2 separate regions of the Homo sapiens genome follow, and region 1 is linked to region 2. Evidence: chromatin loops called from intact Hi-C (ENCODE). Cell type or tissue: heart left ventricle. All regions are shown on one strand. Region 1 has its middle 90 kb from the start of RGMA. Region 2 overlaps LOC101927025 (a long non-coding RNA gene).

Evidence for each region. Peaks named below come from ENCODE experiments on the same cell type or tissue, not always from the same donor. Only the 100,000 strongest peaks of a DNase experiment are listed, where the experiment ranks them.
Region 1: a loop joins it to region 2, with 3 times the contacts of the local background. A loop is called at or near these places in 1 of 110 quality-filtered maps.

The regions. Positions count from the first base shown.
Region 1 is chr15:93,177,876-93,180,375 of GRCh38, reverse strand. No RefSeq gene overlaps it. Among named protein-coding and RNA genes, the nearest start is that of RGMA, 90 kb to the right of the region's middle. RefSeq lists an enhancer at 1-440. In heart left ventricle, no CTCF peak of the experiment used is centred here; a DNase peak (open chromatin) is centred at 1,086.
Region 2 is chr15:93,125,369-93,127,868 of GRCh38, reverse strand. All of the region lies in intron 3 of LOC101927025 (a long non-coding RNA gene), which reads right to left. Among named protein-coding and RNA genes, the nearest start is that of RGMA, 37 kb to the right of the region's middle. In heart left ventricle, no CTCF peak of the experiment used is centred here; a DNase peak (open chromatin) is centred at 958; H3K27ac peaks cover 1,595 bases.

The DNA.
Region 1 (2,500 bases), 53 kb before region 2:
ATCAGCAAGTCAAGAGCGTGGTTTTTAACTACAACAGGCAGAGAGGAAAGAGATGGTGAGTGTAAGGCTCTCACTCCCAGGCATTTACCAGGGCTCTGTGGTGCATCTCTTCCTTAGCTCACTCCTGGCCAGGATGTTCTTCCCTGACCCTGTTGCAGGTCACTGACGTCCCCAACCATGAGGACTTGTGATGGGCCCAGTGGGAGGTCGCAGCCAGGCACTATGATTGGGGGACTGAGTGGCTCTGAAAGATGTACCCTTCTTTCCCTTTCAGCTCAGAAGCAGCAGCCCCAGCTCTCGGCAGCTGGCTCCCTGCAAGCTGCTGCACACACGGCAAACCTCCTCTCCACGCCCGGCCCAGTGTGGTTCCCCCAGCAGATCAGGCCTGGCTGCCTCCGTGTCCACACCCTGACCTGCGGCTGAGGCCCATTTCTGTCTCCCGCGGTGATCCTACCTCCCAGCACGCTCCCATGTAGCTGTTGATTGTTCTCCTTCCCTTCCTCCCTTCCTCCCATCCTTTCTCCCTCTTCCCTGTCTGTGAATGGCATTTCTGGAGTGTGAGAGAGGCCCGGGACCGCAGGTATGTTTCCTGTCTGCCCGTTCTAATCAAAGGCAGATGCCTGCGGTGCGTCTGGCCTCGCAGAAGCGGAGAACCCATCCTCGGAGAGGGGCCAGAGGAGAACTGTGTGCTCCTTTATAGCTGCATGCTCGGGTAAGGGCTCTCTTTTTGCCTTTTACTATTTTAACTTCAGAAAGGCTACCCATCCTGTCTGGGGCTCCTGCCCTGCCTAGGACAGTAAGGTGGTATAGAATCGTCATCAGCTGTGAGCCCAGATAGTCCTGAGTTCAAATCCTGTGCCATCATTTCTTAGCTTCCCCTACCTTTCGTCCTCTGGAAAAAGGGGATGCTAGGTGAGGGACGAGGGAACAGTACAGCCACCAGCCCTGGCTTGCTGTTGGAGGGATGAGGCGGCAGAGCCCGCAGAAAGGTGGATACTTCATAGTGCCAGCCACGTTCCCGCCCCACCCCACAGTGCCCGAACCTGCAGGCGAGGCTGTAACCACGAGGAAAGCATCAGGGACCCGGTCACTCGTGCTCATGGACGACCTGCCCCTCCCAAGTCAAAGGTCGTCGCAGGAGAGCTGCCCGGGAAAGGAAGCGAAACCTGGCATTGTTCCAACAACCTCTTAGGCCCTGAATTTCTGTTTCTTAACAAAGTCACTGTTAGATTGTGTTGAAAAATAAGATCTAGGCTAACTTCCTTCTTGGGTCTTGGGACACTTTCTTGCTGTTATATGATCAAGGTGGGGGCTGCATAACTATTCCCCGCTGCACATACTCCCTCCCTTCCCCCTCAACTCCCTCCTTCCCCAACGCCCCCCACCCAGTGCAATCTACTTACTGTCTCTCCCACAGTGTTCCCCTAACAGGTTCCTGCTGGCACAAAGGGTCCCACCTTTGAAGACCTTTGGGTTTAAATCCCAGCTCAGTTCCTAACCAGCTGTGTGACATAGGAAAGTTGCTTAACCTCTCTGAGTCTCAGGATCGCCATCTGCAAAATCAAAGGGCTGATGGCAACATCTTCTTCTCAGGACTCATGGAAAATTAAACGAGCGCTGCTTCCAAAGATGTTTGTGCAGGGTGGAAACTCAGCACAGGGTCGTGTCCATTTCACAGCCTTCCAAGGGCTGCAGCCTAAATGTCTCCAGCCACGGGAGAGGATGACAGCTGCCCTTCTGTGGCAGGCCTTGGAGTAAAACTCCCAAACCATCCCCAGCCAGCAGAGGCTGCCCAGCCCAGCCCCTCCAGCAGGGCGGCTCCATAGACTACAGGGCAATACGGCCCAGAGGCTGTCCCTGTCCACTCCTGTTGCGCCAAGCTGGCTCCGGGAGGGGCTGGTGACTGGGAAAGATGCTACAGACACAAGTTTGATTTTTCATTAAATCCTCTAAACATTGTGAAAGGAAAATAAATATTGGGACCCCAAAATCACTAAGCCAAAGGATAAAGTCAAGCTGGGAACTGCTTAGGGCAAACCTGCCTCCCATTCTATTGCTAAAAAAAAAAGATGGCTACTAAGATTCAAAAGCTACATACCTCCCTCACAAGGAATTTCCTTCTGGACAAATGACAGACAGAACTCAAAGTCATCCCTCTGCTCGCCGAGATAAATGCATATCTGATTGCCTCCTTTGGAAAGGCTCATCAGAAACTCAAAAGAGTTTCACTGGGCTCCGTGGCTCATGCTTGTAATCCCAGCACTTTGGGAGGCCAAGGTGGGCGGATCATGAGGTCAGGAGATCAAGACCATCCTGGCTAAAACGGTGAAACCCCGTCTGTACCAAAAAAATACAAAAAAATTAGCCAGGCGTGGTGGCGGGTGCCTGTAGTCCCAGCTACTTGGGAGGCTGAGGCAGGAGAATGGCGTGAACCCAGGAGGCGGAGCTTGCAGTAAGCCGAGATTGCACCACCGCACTCCAGCCTGGGCGACAGAGCGAG
Region 2 (2,500 bases):
TGGGCCTGTGTTGAAACCCAGATCTATGAGGCTGTGAGGTGAAAATGCTCAACTCCCAAACTATCGTGCAAAATCTAGCAAATAAAACTCTACCCATTCTACCTGGAAGCCAACCTGAGATAGCCATACATTGAGCGGCTCATAAATGTTACCCGAGGCCACCGCATAACATTACCCACCTCCAAGCTCATTTCCGACCTGCTTCCTCCTACATCAGATCCTATCTGGCTCTTGGAGCTCAGTGGCCTCCCTGACTGGCATCCCGCTATCCTCCACTTGTCATTTTAGCTGACCTGATCTTGCCTGCTGACTTTAAACTGGTCCCATGGACTTCCCCCAGCAGTACCAGCTCCCATGTGTGCCTCTACACACATCAGACCCCACGGGCCCCAGGCCCACTGCCCCAGTCCTCAGTGACCCCCTGGCCATCAGATGGCCCGGCAAAGGCAGGTTCCTAAATGAACAACCAAAGCCCATTCCAAAATGTCTTCCCAGCTCTTAAGTCTGATTTTCTGCCTCTTACAACGGAGATGGGAATGGCAGATTCACCACGACACTAACTTAGCTTGGGCCTCAGAGGCCCTCCTTTCCAAAGGCCCCTCCTAAGACGCTGGACTTAATTTTATCTTCTCAAGGAGGATTCAGAAAATCCTAGGAACTTCAGGTCACCCAAAACCTGGGTCCACCCCTGCAGAAGTGACTCTTTCTTGAAGATCTCCTCGTCAAATAGTGAGGTGCTTTGGGGAAGTTCATGGGTTTAATCCCAGGATTAAAGCTTACACGAGAGGAGCAGGCCTTTGCCCGTCTCCTTCCACTTGTGTATCAGGCTCAGAGCCTTCCCCCATGCCACCTGGGAAATGCTGGCCTGGGTCAGCCCTGCTCCGCTGTGGCCTTCAAGCAGAAGGGAAAGCTTCAGCTCCCAGCTCAGCAATGTGCCTGGGCCCCGCCCTGCTCCAGCTGTGTCCACTGGGCTCGTGGGGAAGGGCCAGGACCAAGCCAGATGATCTGACATGATGGAAAGGGAAATTCTCAGCATTCCTTCTGCAGGAGACCTTTGCCAAATGCAGTGCAGTGAGGGGCAGCAGGCTGGGGTTTTCTCAAGCAGCCAAATGCATCTTCAACCCTGGCAGAGTTCAGTGCGGAAAAAACTGGGTCATCTCTAACGAAGTCGAGTTTCAAGGGGAACAGGCATCCGCTGTGGAGCAGGAGGCCGGGAAGGGGAAGACCATGGGGAGGCCAAGGGAGGATACAGAATGGAGTCCTGAATTACTCTCTCAATGCACACAGGCTTCCAGTTTTGGAAAAATGTCTTTATATTCCCAGAAATGACCCAACGGAACAATCAGATTACATTATTTTCTCCAGTCTTCAATGCATAGTGATGGCTCCAGACAGAAGGGGCCAAAATCCTATTTTTAACTCTGTCTTGACTGTCACACTAACCAACCACCAGATGTTCCTCAGCAGGGACCCAAATGTTCATGTTCCTTTCTCCCCACCCACAGGGCGCGCTTGGTGGGGAAACATCAGTCTGGCACTGTGAACTTCCCAAGCCAGCTTCAGCTGCTCAGCTTCCACCAGGGCACTGGAGGGGTCTCTAGAAGGCTGCCAAGAGCCCTCTCTCCCCTACAGCCAGGGGAACACTCTACCAATGACTTCCTAACAGACTCTCTTGGGAGCCTGTGCATTTTAATGACTAGAGGCCTTCCATTATTATCATGTCCTCTTGACAAAGCCAAGTTTTCCTTCAAGACTCAGCTCATTGACTCCTCCACAAAGTCCTGTCCAGCCACCTCCCACCACCTGGAGGCTGAACCAAGCCACTACCCCCACCCCAGCATCTCTGCATGATAGCACTTACGACTGTATAATTGCCTACTTCTTTTCTTTTTTTTCTGAGACGGAGTCTCGCTCTGTCGCCCAGGCTGGAGTGCAGTGGCACGATCTCGGCTCACTGCAAGCTCCGCCTCCCAGGTTCACGCCATTCTCCTGCCTCAGCCTCCTGAGTAGCTGGGACTACAGGCACCCGCCACCACGCCAGGCTAATTTTTTTTTTTTTTTTTTGTATTTTTAGTAGAGACGGAGTTTCACCATGCTAGCCAGGATGGTCTGGATCTCCTGACCTCGTGATCCACCCGCCTCAGCCTCCCAGAGTGCTGGGCTTACAGGTGCCTGCCACCATGCCCGGCTAATTTTTTTTTTTTTTTGTATTTTTAGTAGAGACGGGGTTTCACCATGCTAGCCAGGATGGTCTCGATCTCCTGATCTTGTGATCTGCCCACCTCGGCCTTTTGGGAGGTGCTGGGATTACAGGCGTGAGCCACCACTCCTGGCCTTAATTGCCTACTTCAACTCCATCTTCCTCGATAGTCTCGAGGCATCACATCCCCACCCTCCCCTCCTGTAGCTCCACACCCTAGGGAGTCCGCAGACACCTTTCCCTTACTGCCCATTCAGTCATTATGATTATGAGCCACCAATTGACAAAGAAGCTATGACT